2 separate regions of the Homo sapiens genome follow, and region 1 is linked to region 2. Evidence: read pairs that join two places in POLR2A ChIA-PET (ENCODE). Cell type or tissue: K562. All regions are shown on one strand. Links, peaks and the distances in the headings refer to the core of each region. The heading gives the core; the rest is flanking DNA.

Region 1 (8,297 bases), core at 2,730-6,729, 75 kb before region 2:
ACCAGTGAAGTAACATCTGAGTCAAGGTCCACACAAAAGGACCTTGGCCAACTGATATGGATTTTATTTCTTCTGTTCTGCTTTCAGGATTCTCATTTTCTTTCCCTAGGAGGAATGGCTTATAGTTATCTTTATTATTGTCATTTCCTTCTTACCAAGGACTGTAGCAACTCTTGGGGAAGTGTACCTTTTCTAAGATAAGAACAGGACTCTTGAACTTTGAACAAGAGCCAGGTCAGAGGCACCAAAATGTGCTAAGTTCAGATAACAACATGGAAGCCAGTTCAGAGAGTAGCTCAAGATAAGTTCAATAAGAATTCTTCTCTTGAGGGAGTTGGGATGAGTTGCTTTGCTACTAATTGGAAGGGCCTGAGGGAGATGGGTTTCCTCAGTCATTAGTCTTTCCTTGCTCTTCAGGACACAGACTGGGTGGTGGTGAAGGAGCCTGTTATCAAGGTGGCTGCCATAGACAATGGGCTGGCCTTCCCACTGAAGCATCCTGACTCCTGGAGGGCATGTAAGTCTCCAGACAATGGTGGTCTGGCTCTTCCCTTGCTCAGTATATTTTCTCACTGTGCAGTGGAGATGATAATGTCTCTATCATAGGATTATTCTAAAAATTAATGAAATAATGGAGTTCAGGCACTTTAACACAATGGCTGGCATATGGCAACTATTTCATAATGTAAGCTGTTTTTCTAATTTTTGTCTTCTATGATTCCCATTACAAGCATAAAGGTGATTAGAAATTAGAAGCATAAAGATGAGTTTTCTCATTGTCTCTTTGCATTCTTCTCGTTCTTTCTGAGGACTTTTTTTTTTTGGAAATGGAGTTTCGCTCTTGTTGCCCAGGCTAGAGTGCAATGGTGCGATCTGGGCCCACTGCAACCTCCACCTCCTGGGTTCAAGCGATTCTCCTGCCTCAACCTCCCAAGTAGCTGGGATTACAGGCATGCGCCACCACGCCCGGCTAATTTTGTATTTTTAGTAGAGACGGGGTTTCACCATGTTGGCCAGGCTGTTCTTGAACTCCTGACTTCAGGTGATCTGCCTGCCTCAGCCTCCCAAAATGCTGGGATTACAGGTGTGAGCCACTGCGCCTGGCTGAGGGCTATTTATTTTTTATTTATTTATTTTTTTTTTGAGACGGAGTCTTGCCCTGTCGCCCAGGCTGGAGTGCAGTGGCGCGATCTCGGCTCACTGCAACCTCCTCCTCCTGGGTTCACACCATTCTCCTGCCTCAGCCTCCCGAGTAGCTGGGACTACAGGCACCCGCCACCATGCCCAGCTAATTTTTGTATTTTTAGTAGAGACAGGGTTTCAGTGTGTTAGCCAAGATGATCTCAATCTCCTGACCTTGTGATCCACCCGCCTTGGCCTCCCAAAGTGCTGGGATTACAGGCATGAGCCACTGCGCCCGGCCCTTTTTTAATTTTTTAATTTGTTATTTTATTGTTTTAGTGTATATTTCCTGAAATATCTTTTTTTTTCCTGTTATCTGAGGACTGTCTTTCCATAATTTATTCTAATTGTGCCTCTAAATATAAGCTTCCTATCAGTGTTCTGTCTTCCTTGTTCCATCTCCTACCCTGTTGTAACTGAGAAGCTTCTGGAAAGGAGGAGAAATAAATGTAGGGAGTCAGTAGCCCCTTTTGCAGCATTAGTCTTCCTTTTCAGAAGGACCATCTCAGCGTCTCAGTGGCAAGTAGTTGCTTCTAGACCTTGCATCTTGGAAGGTCATGTAATGTCTGAGAATGAGCTCTGACATTAGGCAGCCCTGGGTTTGAACCCTGGTTCCTCTACTGACTAGCTGTGTAACCTTTACAGTTAAGAGCACTTGTAAGTTTTTGTTTCTGTTGTATGTCAGGGAAGAGGGGTTCTCCTTTAGAAAGTGCCTTGACTGGTGGAGGACACAGATGAGCAGGGACTTTTCCAACACCAGCTTTGCCTTTGACTTTTCCTCTTTTCAGATCCTTTTTACTGGGCCTGGTTGCCCCAGGCGAAAGTCCCATTTTCTCAGGAGATCAAAGATCTGATCCTTCCAAAGATATCGGACCCTAACTTCGTCAAGGACTTGGAAGAGGACCTATATGAACTCTTCAAGGTTAGCCCTGGGAACCTCAGCCCTATTATCATATGGGAGAAGGAATTTTTAATGGTTTTTTTAATTGGTCCTGACAAAAGCCAAGAGGAAATGGCTAACACCTTTCTGACTTGAGTTAGCCAACGAATAGCAAGATTTCCACATGTGGACAGCAGGACCTGGTTTGGATGGGTTTGAGAGAAATGGGCAGGGGTGAGAAATCACACTGATGTGTCTCTCCTGTCCATCATGTGGCTGCAATGTATCTGCAGGGCTTTCATTTTAATATGGAGCACTGGAGCCTAGAGTTTGAGATGCAGAGGAAGATATTGACTTGTTTTCTGTTTCCTCATCTGTAAAGCAGGGAGTTCTTGTGGGAGTAGTTGACTTCACAAAGCTGCAGAAGCCTTATGCAGGTTTTCCTTCTTAGAAAGTTTCTAACTGGGGGAGAAAATGGGTTCCTGTGAGGCATTCACACAGGTTCCATCTCCTTCTGGTCTTCTTTTGCAGAAAGATCCTGGTTTCGACAGGGGCCAGTTCCATAAGCAGATTGCTGTCATGCGGGGCCAGGTAAGCCTGGGACATCCTCCCAGTATCTTTGGCGTCTCTGGGAGTGTTGTGTGCTCAGGTTGAGCAAATGTTTGAAGTTTGTGTTTTATACCCCCCCCTTTTTTTTTGAGACCGAGTCTCACTCTGTCACCCAGGCTAAAGTGCAGTGGCATGATCTCTGCTCACTGCAACCTCCACCTCCCAGGTTCAAGCAATTCTTGTGCCTCAGCCTCCCAAGTAGCTAGGATTACAGGCGCATGTCACAACGCCCGGCTAATTTTTGCATTTTTAGTAGAGACAGGGTTTTACCATGTTGACCAGGCTGGTCTCGAACTCCTGACCTCAAGTGATGCACCTGCCTCTGCCTCCCAGAGTGCTGGGATTACAGGCGTGAGGCCCTGCGCCCGGCCGTGTTTTACAGCTTTTTTAAGTCCGTTGTGTACATTATTTTTGGCTGTACCTTAACACCTAGGAGAGGAAAAGTGGCCCTCCCAATTCTCCCACCTCTTCCCTGGTATCCAGTGCTTGTTGAAGCACTTAATGTGCACTCATCTCTATGCTAGTTGCTAGGTAATTCATTGGTAATTAAACTAATGCTCTCTGTCCTAGAGTTGCTCAAGGCAGGCTGTATGTTTTGGTGGTTAAGATCTGGGCCCTGGAGCCAGACTGCTTCACTACTTGGAAGCTCTGTGGCCTGGGGCAAAAGCCTCTGTTTTCTTGTTCATAAAACAGGATAGTAATAATACGTTGCACAGTTGGCTGGAGAATTTCATGAGATAATGCTTATCAAGCGTTTAGTAAAAAGAGTACTGGGCACATGAAGCACTCACATATTGATTATGGTTATAATTTTGTTGTTATAGGTGCAACTTACATTATTCCTTCTCCTTCCACTTCACCTTCAAAGGGAGCTAAGGAAACCAAGGGGATTGTTGATCTTCCAAAGCATAGTAAAGAAATGCTTGAAAAATGGTTTGAAAACTCTGTAGGGTACTGGTATTATGCCTATCACTTTGAAGTCTTCTTAAAGAGAGTTGGGATGACCTAGTGGTTAAGGGTGCAAACTGTGGTCACAGTGCCTGGGTTTTTGAAGCCTGGCTCTGCCATTTACTACCTGTGAGATTTTGGGCAAGTTACTTAATCTCTCCTTCCCTTAGTTTCCTCATGTTTAATGTGGGATCAATAATAGTAGCTGAGACCAGGCATGGTGGCTCACACTTGTAATCCCAGCACTTTGAGAGGCTTAGGTGGGCAGATCACTTGAGCTAAGGAGTTGGAGACCAGCCTGGGCAACATGGTGAAACCCCATCTCTACAAAAAACACAAAAATTAGCCATGTGTGGTGGCGCACGCCTGTAATCCCAGCTACTCAGGAGGCTGAGGTGGAAGGATTGCTTGGGCCTGGGAGGTCTAGGATGCAGTGAGCTGAGATGGCACCACTGCACTCCAGTCTAGGGGACAGAGTGAGAACCTGTCTCAAGATAATAATAATGGTACCCACCTTACAGAATTATTATGAGATAAATGATTTGAAACAGTTAGAGTAGTACCTGGTATACTAAAATACTCAATTTGTAGTATTAATAGCTGTTAGGATTATGATTTTTGTATACAGAAAATTCAGCTTCTCCCATCTTTAAAGGGCAAGAGGATCTTCTCAGCCTTAATTCTGCATTTACTTCTTCCTGCCATTTATCTAAAGACCTCTGATGACAGCACCTCCTGGGTTTGCTGAGCCCATTTTTCCCTGGAAGGGGGTTGGACAGAGGTTTTTTTTTTCTTTTGAGACAGAGTCTCACTCTGTCACCCAGGCTGGAGTGCAGTGGTGCGATCTTGGCTCACTGCAACCTTCACCTCCCAGGTTCAAGTGATTCTCCTGCCTCAGCCTCCCAAGTAGCTGGGATTACAGGTGCATGGCACCACACCTGGCTAATTTTTGTATTTTTAGTAGAGATGGGGTTTCACCATGTTGGCCAGGGTGGTCTCAAACTCCTGATCTCAGGTGATCTGCCTGCCTCGGCCTCCCAAAGTGCTGGGATTACAGGAGTGAGCCACTGAGCCCGGCCTGGACAGAGGTTTTAAGAACTACAATTATTGTAGCTGTCTGAATACCAGTAACATGGTATTCCTACATTTCCCAAGTAATGTAAGGGCCCAATTAGGCTGGCAGAATTTTTGGAAGCATTAAAAGCCATGTGATAGACTCAGATGTTATGGAACTCAGCATAAAGGAGTAAACTGGCTTCTCCAGTTGATATAGGCTGTGCCTCTGTCCGTATTGCAATGTCTTATCTAATTCCATCCCAGCTCAGTCCCTTGCCAACCCTTCTCCCATTACTCAGATAGTGCCATTATTCAGGATGGTAGGGAGGTTGGGGTAGTGCAGTTTTATTTATCTCCATCTTGTGCTCCTAATGTCTTCAGAGGAGCTTTTGGTATCTTGTAACCTAAAGTGCCTACTACCTTAGGGTGACCATCCAGCTCCTTCCAACATGTACATGGCCAGTATATCACTCATGTGCTTACTTGTCTACCATTCACACATCAAAGCAAAATGTGTGCACTACAAAATTTCTGCACTACAGAAATCTGACAAAGCACAGAGAAAAGAGGTCATAACCCTGTCTACATAGCTGAGCCATTATTGCAGGATGGGCTGTAGTACAAGGGCCCTGAGATGTAGGGAAAGAGTGAAGAGGCCCCACAGGGACACAGTCAGGTGATAGAAGTTGTTACTCAACTTAAAGGCTTCTCACCGGGAGTTAAAGAATCTAGGGTCTGAGAGAAAGCCTCTGTAACATTTTCTTTTTCTTTTCTTTTTTTTAAAGACAGGGTCATGCTCTGTCACCTAGGCTGGAGTGCAGTGGCCCAATTGTAGACCACTGCAGCTTTGAACTCCTAGGTTCAAGAAGTCCTCCCCCCTCAGCCTCCTGAGTAGCTGGGACCACAGGCATGCACCACCATTTCTGGGTAATTTTTTTTAAGAGGTGGGGTCTCGCTATGTTGCCCAGGCTGGTCTCAAACTCCTGGCCTCAAGCGATCCTCCTGCCTTGGCCTCCCAAGGTGCTGAAATTATAGGCATGTGCCACCACATCCAGCCCAACATTTTCAAAGATAGTATTTATTCTTTAGTATTATGTGACTGCTATAATTTTTCTTCAAATTTAAAAAATAATTTTTCTTTTTAAATTCTTTATTCTCCTTTCTTTTCAGTCCTGGTTCCAGGCTTATCTTCAGCTTTTTAATTTGGAAATTTTCAAACCTCAGTAAAGTTGAAAGAATGGGATCTTCTAGATTCTTCAGTTGTTATATTTAACCACATTTATCTCATATGTCTACGTATTATCCAGTGATGTATCTGAATAATATCTATTTAATTTCTCTCCCTAGATATTCTTTTTTGCCAAATCTTTTGAAAATAAGTAGTAGACAATTTGACATGTTTACCCCAGATACTCCCGCAATCTCCTTTTAGTTCTTCACCCCAATATTGTGCTTCAGACTATTTGGAACAGTGTAGGATGCTGGCAAGTACCAAAACAATTAAGTAAAAAAGAAATTTGTTACCAATAGGGTAACAAATGACCCCTGTTGCAGTTGTATCTCTGCTCCTTTATAGGCAGCAGTTGTGTAAGAGGATATTTGTGGCTTGAGGGCTGTGTGTCTGTGTGATTTCAGGGTGCAGCCTAGCTTACCCCTCCATGTTCTGTGACCTGGCCATGAAATCTTCAACATCTAGTGTTTTAAAGAAGATAGGGCCAGGCGTGGTGGCTCATGCCTGTAATCCGAGCACTTTGGGAGGCCGAGGCGGGTGGATCACCTGAGGTTGGGAGTTCGAGACCAGACTGACCAGCATGGAGAAACCCCATCTCTACTAAAAATACAAAATTAGCTGGGTGTGGTGGTGCATGCCTGTAATCCCAGCTACTCGGGAGGCTGAGGCAGGAGAATCGCTTGAACCCAGGAGGTGAAGGTTGCTGTGAGCCGAGATTGTGCCGTTGCACTCCAGCCTGGGCAAGAAGAGCGAAACTCCGTCTCAGAAAAAAAAAAAGAGAGAGAGAGAGAAGACAGGACACCTTCAGCTTTTGTACTCTCCTACCAGAGAAGATAAATGGTGGTGATACTAATTTTGACAAAGAGGAGAAACTGTGTCCTCATGGACACATAACTGAAATACCTGTAAAATACTGACAAAAGATGGTGAGGACTGGACTCAGTGGCTCATGCCTGTTATCCCAACACTTTGGGAGGCCAAATTGGGAGGGTCATTTGAGGCCAGAAGTTGGAGGGTGCAGTGAGCTATGAATGTGTCACTGTACTCCAGCTTGGGTGACAGAGTGAGACCCTGTCTCAGAAAAGAAAAAAAAAAATTAGGGGAAACTGGGCAAATGCTATATAGGAACTCTTTGTACAATCTGCAACTTTTCTCTAAATTTAAAATTATTCCAAAGTAAAACATTTATTTAAAAAAAAAGGTGATGAAGAGATAGTGTTAGAAGGAGAATCCAAATAAAATGTTGGCTTTTTACTTTTTGTTTGTTTGTTTGTTTGTTTTTTTGAGATGGAGTCTTGCTCATTTGCTTAGACTGGAGTGCAATGGCACAATCTCACCTCACTGAAACCTCCGCCTCCCGGGTTCACGTGATTCTCCCTCCTCAGCCTCCCCAGTAGCTGGGATTACAGGCACTCGCCATCATGCCCAGCTAATTTTTGTATTTTTGTAGAGATGGGGTTTCTCAAAATTTTTGTATTTTTGTAGAGACAGGCTGATCTCAAACTCCTGACCTCAGGTGACCCGCCCACTTCGGCCTCCCAAAGTGCTAGGATTACAGGCATGAGCTACCACGCCCAGCCAGCTTTTTACATTTTACATTTATATCATCTTTGTAGGAAAATCATAAAATAGGGATGAACAACAATAAATAATTAAAACCACCTATAATTTCTTTCTTTTTTTTTTTTGAGATGGAGTCTCGCTCTCTTGCCAGGCTGGAGTGCAGTGGCGCAGTCTTGGCTCACTGCAACCTCCACCTCCTGGGTTCAAGCGATTCTCCTGCCTCAGCCTCCCAAGTAGCTGGGATTACAGGCATGCGCCACCATGCCTGGCTAATTTTTGTATTTTTAGTAGATATGGGGTTTTACCATGTTGGCCAGGCTGGACTTGAACTCCTGACCTCGTGATCTGCCCACCTCGGCCTCCCAAAGTGCTGGGATTACAGACATGAGCCACTACGCCCGGACCAAAACCACCTATAATTTCTTGAGACCCAGAGATGACCACTGCCAACTGCCAGACTTTTTTCTACACTATAGTTAGATAGAAAGATAGAATTTAGAAAGTAAAAGTGGGGTCACAATCTAACACTGGTTCCTTTTCTGCTTTCCTTTGCATCTAACACAACATTGTGATCGCTTCTTTGCCAATACATTTATATATATATTTGATAGTTCCCTGGTTAAATTTCTATATATTTTAGGATAATTGTTTCTTATCCCTTCAAGTATTAACTAGTTTACATCTTTTCACTGTTATAAACAATATTACATTTGTTTTTGGAACTAAATGTTTTATGCATATCCATTAGTGTTTCTTAAAAATGGAATTGCCGAGTCAGAGGGTCTGTTCTTTTTTTTTTTTTTTTTTTTTTTTGAGACAGGGTCTTGC
Region 2 (8,297 bases), core at 2,543-6,542:
ATAAAGACCCTCAGTCCTCTGAAATACATGAGAGAGACTGGTAGGAAGCAGGGTGAGTGGAGTTACGTTAACCTCTGAGGATGCCATTGAGTATTTATCCATGCCTCAGTCTGGAAATAGTGGATGTTTTGTTACTAGTTCTCTGGCAAAGGCCCTACATTTTTCTTGTTCACCTAATTTATGTCTGTATCCGTAGAGGTGAGCTAGTCAGTGTTCCAGAGCTGTGTTCTCTACTGTAAGATCACTGTGCTCTTCCCACAAGGGGTAGGGAGACAGTATGAGGAGAGGCTGTTTTCTCCTTTTATAATCTCAGCATGATGTGAAGTTTGGTCTTCTTTAGGAGAGAGGCTGTGCCCCCGGCACATTCTTTGTATGTGTGTGTTGCTCTTTGTGGCAAAGTACGAAAGTTAAGTGTATCCTGTCCTGCCCGTCTCCTTTTCCTCTACTAGTCCGTAGTGCGTCTTAGCACACTAATGTGTTAGGGTTTTTCCATTTTATGGAATTAAAAATTGGAGGATGTGGTAGGATTGGTTAAAGCAGGATGCAGGAGGAGCATTGGACTTAAAAGCCCCCAGGAGCCTGCAGTTTCTGTGCTGCTGGGAGAGGGAGCACTGGTCCATGAAAGTGGCTGTCACGTTAGTTTGTGCTTTTGATTGTTCTTTTCTTAGTAAAGAGGATTTGACTTTGAAGAGGGACCTAATCTTGGGCTCTGGCTATTAGGTCTGAAGCCTAGAGCTGCAGTAAATTGTTAACAGACTCTCTCCTGGGATCAGCTACTCTACTGCTTGGGTCTCCTGGGACCAAAGTGTCAGTAAAGACATTTTATAGAAGGGAAGAGGCTTTAAAATGAAAGTGACTTGAGTGGTGGTGTTTTTATTTCCAAAATGGGATTGGCTTTTATTTCGCTTTTACCCTGGTAGCTGCCACTAGAGGTTCTGAGGCGTAATTAGGGTGGTACAGGTGGAGTGTGTTGAATTTCAGGAGAAAGACACAGATGTCATTTCATTCCCTTACTCATAAATTTCATTAAAAAGTAAAAGCCCCTTTACACTGTTGGTGGCAGTGTACATTAGTTCAACCATTGTGGAAGACAATGTGGCGATTCCTCAAGGATCTGGAAGCAGAAATACCATTTTACCCAGCAATCCCATTACTGGGTATATATCCAAAAGATTATAAATCATTCTGCTGTAAAGACACATGCACATGTATGTTTGTTGCAGCACTATTCACAATAGCAAAGACTTGGAACCAACCTAAATGTCCATCAATGATAGACTGGATAAAGAAAACGTGGCACATATACACCATGGAATACTATGTGCAGCCATGAAAAAGGATAAGTTCATGTCCTTTGCAGGGACATGGATGAAGCTGGAAACCATCATTCTCGGCAAACTAACACAGGAACAGAAAACCAAACACCACATGTTCTCACTCATAAGTGGGAGTTGAACAGTGAGAACACATGGACACAGGGAGGGGAACATCACACACCATGGCCTATTGAGGGGTGGGGGCTAGAGGAAGAATAGCATTAGGAGAAATACCTGAGGTAGATGATGGGTTGATGGGTGCAGCAAACCACCATGGCACGTGTATACCTACGTAACAAACCTGCACGTTCTGCACATGTATCCCAGAACTTTAAGTATAATAATAAAAAAAAGTAAAAGCCCTGCATGAATTAGTTAACCTCATTCAGTAACTCTGAAATACTCCAGAGCACAAGAAAATATATTTAGCCCCAGCACGGTAGCTTACGCCTTTAATCCCAGCACTTTGGGAGGCCAGGGTGGGCAGATCACCTGAGGTCAGGAGTTTGAGACCAGCCTGGCCAACATAGTGAAACACCCCATCCCTACTGAAAACACAAAAACTGGCCAGGTGTGGTGGCGTGCCCCTGTAATCCCAGCTGCTAGGGAGGCTGAGACAGAATCGCTTGAACCCAGGAGGCGGGGGTTGTAGTGAACCAAGATTGTGCCACTGCACTCTAGTCTGGGCAACAGAGCGAGACTCTGTCTCAAAAGAAAAAAAAAAAAAAAAAGAAAATACATTCAATGCTTGCCAGCAATTTACCTGTTTATTTTTCTGATGTTTGTCTCTCTCCTAGTGGCTCACCTATATATTGACACTGCCTTTAGAATTTGGGTGTCGTGGCTTCATTGTTGCATCTGTGCTCCTCTTTCCCTACTAAATGTCCTTTATCAGGGACGGAGCCAGCAGCATTTGCTTGTTCTCAGCAATCTGAGTCTCTGGTCTTCCTTGTTCCCTGTTTGGGGGCTTCTGCATTGCCATTTGGTGGTGGTGGTGGTGGTGGCAGTGATGTATCTGTGTTTGCTTCTGTCTGTTCCAGCTCACTTAAGGTGTGATTGCTAAGTGAATGCTGCACCCTACTTTCATCTTGATTTTTAATATATTAAAATAAAATCTTTACTATTGTTTCTCTTTTTGAATTAATAGGTATTCAAAATAAACTCTCAGATAAACTCTCAAATTTTCAAAAACATGGACATAAGAAGATAAAGGCACAAATGGGGCCAAAGAAGTCCACAATTTGTTTTTTCTTGATTTCTGTATTAGTTGAATCTTGTGCAATGATTATATATTCTTATGAAATTATAAAAAAAGAATAGAGGAAAATATTAAGAACATTTGTCAGTGTCACCTCTTAAGGAGAATACAACCTTACAAAACACAGGTTAAATGGTATTAACTGGGTTTCTTAACTGATATTTTATAAATTCTTCTTCCTTTTGGGAGAAAGCACTACAGACCTACCAGTTTCCTCACCCCAGGTGCTAATGTGTGACATCTTACCGCCTCTCCTGGTCACCAGTCCAAGTGAGAGGCCCCCTTTTCGTTTCTCCTTGACCTTCTGTGTTCCAGGCCTCCTCTTCTGGTTTGATGTCCCGTCTGTGCTGCCTGGTCTCCCCTCCCCAGCTGGAGGAGTGACTCTCTGTAGTGATCAGGACTCTCTGTATTGTAGGTGGCAGATGCCTTTGTGTTCCTTGCTGACCTGCCTGGGCCTCAACGTCTTGTTCCTCACTTTGAATGAGGGTAAGAACTGCCTTCAGGGGCCAGTGGTTTTTGTGAACGAATGTGGGGGAAGAACACCTGGATGCAGCCCCACCCTATGTGTGGGAGCTGCTCTTGTTGCCCTGGAGTTAGTGTTCCTCTGTGTCTGCTTGGAGTCAGAAACAGCCTCCAGAGGGACGATCCAGGCTGAGCTGCCTGCTGTGACCTTGGGCAGATTATTGAACTTCCCTGTTAAGGCCTAATTTTCCTTACCTCTAGAGGGAGGATAAAAATGACGCTTTCCTCCTAGAGTATTTGTGAGGAATGCGGCAGTCTAGGCATAATACTTAGCACAGTGCCTGGCGTGGAAGAGGCAGCCAGTGCATTGTAGCTGCTCTCAGTATTATCGTTGTTTCCTTCTTGACTTCCTGCTGAGGATGCATTGACCTTTTTCCATTTTGGTTTTTAAGCTGATTCAAGGGTCATCTGGGGACATGGCATGAGTAAAGGTACTGGGATGAGGAGCTGATAAGGGATTTTTGCCATATCTGTTGCTTTTCTCTGGTTCAGCTAGTGAGCCTAACGGGAGCTGCTGGGCAGTCACCAGCAGTGAGGAGTGGCATGAAGCCTTTGAGATAGAAGTGTGGACACATGGGTGTCTGTTGGGGTCATGGGTAATGTCTTCTATGAACCTCTTACTACAGTGCATACCGTGACCCTACCCTATCCGTGGTTGGCGCTGGCAGATGGCCACATAAAAAGCCAAACCCCTCAGGGTGAGAATAAAGAGTCTGGGACAGAATGTTTGGAGGAGCTGGGCCATTATTCATGTTTTTGTTCTTTTACTTACCTTGTATTTCTCAGGTGTCTTCTTTGTTTCCTCTGGAGATAGGGATTGAGTAGGTTGAAAATAAATCCAGTTCATATAAGATCTCATTTTCTGTTTCTTAGTTGGACTCATCTTTACCTGTTCAAAACTTCCTAGGATGTTTGATTTTTCTATATATGCTCCCAAAGTAAGTCAGTTCCTATGACAGATGTTTAGTAAGCATTTATTATGGGCCCGCTGCTCTGTTAGCTTGTTGTTGGGGTGCCATGTTACATGGAAGAAGTTCTTTCTTTGAATTTTATCTCGGCTTCGCCATTTCTCAAGGCACAATCGTCTGCAGTGTCCTAAAAGCTGAACGAAAGGCTTCTAGCTTCCTTAGTGGCCCAGAGGTCCGAGTGTCAGGCATCAGGAGCTCCTGGCAGTCACACTCCAGCGTGAGCCTCCTCTGTGCTAGCAGCATCTTAAAACGTATTAAAAGTGAGGATGGGGCCACAGCAGTGACCAAAGGGACAAAGTCCCAGCCCTCAAGAGCTTACTTCATTAGAGGAGACAACAGACATGCCTGCAATGTGTCATGTGGTGATAAGGTCTATGAGGAATGAAGCTGGGTTAAGGGGGCTGGAGAGTAGGGGTGAGACACTGTGTCGTACAGAGCTATCAGGGAAGGCCTGACTGGCAGAGCCCTGGAGGAGGTGAGGAACAAGCAGTGGGCGTCTGGGTGGGCCGACTCCTGGTCTTTGCTTACCTGTGTTACCTGCAGTGTTTTTGATTCTGCAGGTGCATGGTACTCAGTAGGTGCCCTGATGATTTCAGTGCCCGCCCTGCTGGGCTACCTTCAGGAGGTTTGCCGGGCACGGCTGCCTGATTCCGAGCTGATGCGGAGGAAGTATCATAGCGTGAGGCAGGAGGACCTGCAGAGAGGTCGCCTGTCTCGTCCCGAGGCCGTGGCTGAGGTGAAGAGCTTGTGAGTATGGAAGAGAGGCCAGGGAGGTGGGGGAACAGTAACAGCAGCCATGACACTAAGTGCTAGCTTTGTGTGCTCGACATCATATTAGGCAAACCACAGCTGTTACTTCATTTAACCTTTTTAACAGTTCCGGGAGGTAGTTAATATTAACATCTTCCATTTATGGGTAAAGAAAAAGGCTGACTTACTTAGCTAGAAAGTGGCCAAGCTGGGATGAGAATCTCGATCTAGCTGTTTGTTTTCACAGCTTCTGTTCTTTCTTTCTTTTTTTTTTTGAGACAGAGTTTCGCTCTCGTTGTCCAGGCTGGAGTGCAGTGACGCAATCTCGGCTCACTGCAACCTCCGCCTTCCATTGGTTTCAAGCGATTCTCCTGCCTCAGCCTCCCAAGTAGCTGGGACTACAGGCACACACCACCACGCCCAGCTAATTTTTTGTATTTTTAGTAGAGACCGGGTTTCACCATGTTTGTCACGATGGTCTCGATCTCTTGACCTTGTGATCCGCCCGCCTCGGCCTCCCAAAATGCTGGAATTACAGGCGTGAGCCACCACGCCTGGCCCTGTTCTTTCTGCTGGAGAGACAGTTTAGGGTCTTGACTAAGCATGTGCATGTATAAGCCACTGCCTGGGTTCAAATCCCAGCTCTTCCATTTACTTGCTGTGTAACATTGGGCAAGTTGCTTAGCCTCTGTGTGTCTCAAGTTTCTCATCTGTTAAATGGAATGATAACAGGGCTTACTCAGAAGGTGGTTGTGAAGATTGAACAGGTGTCTTGTACTGGGGAAGTGTTGAGTAGATATTAGTTATCATCACTACACTGTGGAGAAACTTCGTAAACATGACAGAGCTGGTACTTCTGAGGAAGCATTTTAAGACTTGAAAAATATTCATCTAACAACTTCAGTAGCAGTGGACGTTTACACCTCCCTTCCCTGGAGTGGGGTCTCTGCATTCTCTTGAAATAGAATAGGGGCAAGAAAAGTTATAAACAAACAGATGGCTGGGCCTCACCCCAGAAATTCCGAGTCAGTTATCTGGAGTGGGGCCTGGATATGTAGTTTTTTTAAAAAAGACTTTCTTACTTTGAAATAGTTTTATATATATATACACATATATATATATATATATATATATTTTTTTTTTTTTTTGAGACAGAGTCTTGTTATGTAACCCAGGCTGAAATGCAGTGGCGTGATCTCGGCTCACTGCAACCTCTGCCTCCTGTGTTCAGGCGATTCTCGTGCCTCAGCCTCCAGAGTAGCTGGGATTACAGGCATGTGCCACCATGTCCAGCTAATTTTTGTATTTTTAGTAGAGATGAGGTTTCATCATGTTGGCCAGGCTGGTCTCGAACTTCAGCCTCAGGTGATCTGCCTGCCTTGGCCTCCCAAAGTGCTGGGATTGCAGGCATGAGCCACCGCACCCAGCCTGAAATAGTTTTAAACTTAAAGAAGTACAGGAATAATACCAAGAATGCCTTTTACCCAGATAGAACAATTATTAACATTTTGCCATGTTGGCTTCGTCTATCTCTCTACATATACATATTCTTTTCTTTTTCCTAAACCATTTGAAAGTAAGTTGCAAACGTGACTTAATACTTCAGCGTGTATTTCCTAAGAACAAGGACATTCTCTTAAATATCCACAGAGCTGTAATCAAAATTAGGAAACTTAACGTTGATAACTAATGTATAATTCGTAATCGGATTTTACCAGTTGTATTAATAAAGTTCTTTTTCTTCTTTTATTAATTTTTTTCCTTTTTTCTTTTTTTTTTTTTACTTTTTGAGACGGAGTTTTGCTCTGTCATCCAGGCTGGAATGCAGTGGCATGATCATGGCTCACTGCAGCCTCAACCTCCTGGACTCAAGTGATCCTTCTGCCTCAGCCTCCTGAGTAGCTGGGACCACAGGCACATGCACCATACCCTGCTAATTAAAACAATTTTTTTGTAGAGATAGGGTCTCATTGTCTTGCCCAGGCTGGCCTTGAATTCCTGGGCTCTAGCAATCCTCCTGCTTCAGCCTCCCAAAGTGCTGGGACTACAGGTGTGAGCCAGTGTGGGTGTCCTAATAAAGTTCTTTGTATCAGTTTCCCTGATCTGGGATCCAATTCAGGATTATACATCATGTTTAATTTTTTTATGTCTCTTTAGTCTTCTTTAATCTGGAGCAGTTCCTCAGTCCTTGTTTCTTGTGACCTTGACATTTTTGAATAGTACAAGCTTATTATTTTGTAGAATCTCCCTAATTTTTGGATTGTTTGGTTCCTTGTGATCAGATTTAGAGTGTGACAAGTGATGTGTCATGTTCAGTACATCCGTATCAGGAGGCACCTGATGTCAGGAAATACTGACTTTGATCACTTGGTTAAGGCATCCATACTGTAAATTATCATTTTACTCTTCATTAGTAGTAATTTGAGGGGAGATACTTTGAGACTATGTAAATATCTTGTTCCTCATCAAACATTTATCCACTGCTTTAAAAATCCATTGATGGGTCTTGCCTTAATCAGTTTATTACTATGATGGTTGCAAAGATGATCTTCTAATTATTCTATCGACATTTTTTTAGCTGGCTTTCTACTATAAGGAAGCTCTTTCTTACTATTATCAGTATGAACTCATAGATTTATATTTTATTTGATGAGTTAGAATCTATTACTATCATTATTTATTTTGATCTCAAATTGTCCTAGATTTGGCCAGTAGGAGCTCTTTTGAGTTGGCTCTTGTTTGCATTGGTCCCTGTCATTTTTGAATGCTTCCTTTATGGTACAACAGGATGGTCAAATTCATCTTATACTTCCCTGCCCCAGCCCTGGAATCAGCTTATCTCCATGTTTCCTGGTTTCCCTTCAGAAACCCAGATCTGGGTTCAGATTGTGCTCATGGCTTCTGTGGTTCATCCATGTTTAAAAAAACAACAACCAGAACTCCCCAAGTGAGTCTGTTTCACATCCCAGGTAGAGAATATCATGCCATTTATTCTGACAGCTGCTGTGTACCCGTGAGGTGGGTCCTCTGATCCTCATTTTATAGATAAAGAAGCCACAGCCCTGGAGAATTTCAGTAGCCTGCCTGACATCAACAGTTAGAAGACCAAAGCAGGAACATTTATACTGTTTCCACCTCAGCAAGAGGCTCCAAAAAGGGGACTGAAATGTAGCTGGGGTGGCTTAGCCAGGCCTGTTTCTCCCATGCTCTCTCGACTCCTCTCTCTTTAAGCACATGGTGAGTGTGTTTAAAGAGATTGACCATCCCTAGCCAACTGTACCTGCAAGGCCCCAGGCTCCACTTCCCAGGGCTTCTGTCCTGCCCACTCACCAAAGCCCCTGTGTCTGTAGCTTGATCCAGCTGGAGGCCTTCCTGAGCCGCCTGTGCTGCACATGTGAAGCCGCCTACCGCGTGCTGCACTGGGAGAACCCCGTCGTGTCCTCACAGTGAGTGACCCCTCCTCTCCCGCCACCACCCTATAGG

Evidence for each region. ChIA-PET counts read pairs that join two places held together with the same protein. Peaks named below come from ENCODE experiments on the same cell type or tissue, not always from the same donor. Only the 100,000 strongest peaks of a DNase experiment are listed, where the experiment ranks them.
Region 1: POLR2A ChIA-PET joins it to region 2 with 5 read pairs; 9 of 35 experiments call an interaction of 5 or more read pairs at or near these places.

Annotation. Positions count from the first base shown.
Region 1 is chr10:97,664,468-97,672,764 of GRCh38, forward strand. It overlaps PI4K2A (phosphatidylinositol 4-kinase type 2 alpha), which reads left to right. Exons shown (of 9, transcript NM_018425.4): 6 at 418-517; 7 at 1,971-2,104; 8 at 2,594-2,653. Among named protein-coding and RNA genes, the nearest start is that of AVPI1, 19 kb to the right of the region's middle. In K562, for the core only: no CTCF peak of the experiment used is centred there; no DNase peak of the experiment used is centred there.
Region 2 is chr10:97,740,105-97,748,401 of GRCh38, forward strand. It overlaps ZFYVE27 (zinc finger FYVE-type containing 27), which reads left to right. Exons shown (of 13, transcript NM_001385875.1): 3 at 2,990-3,060; 4 at 4,625-4,811; 5 at 8,165-8,260. Among named protein-coding and RNA genes, the nearest start is that of ZFYVE27, 7.1 kb to the left of the region's middle. In K562, for the core only: no CTCF peak of the experiment used is centred there; a DNase peak (open chromatin) is centred at 4,447; H3K4me3 peaks cover 191 bases.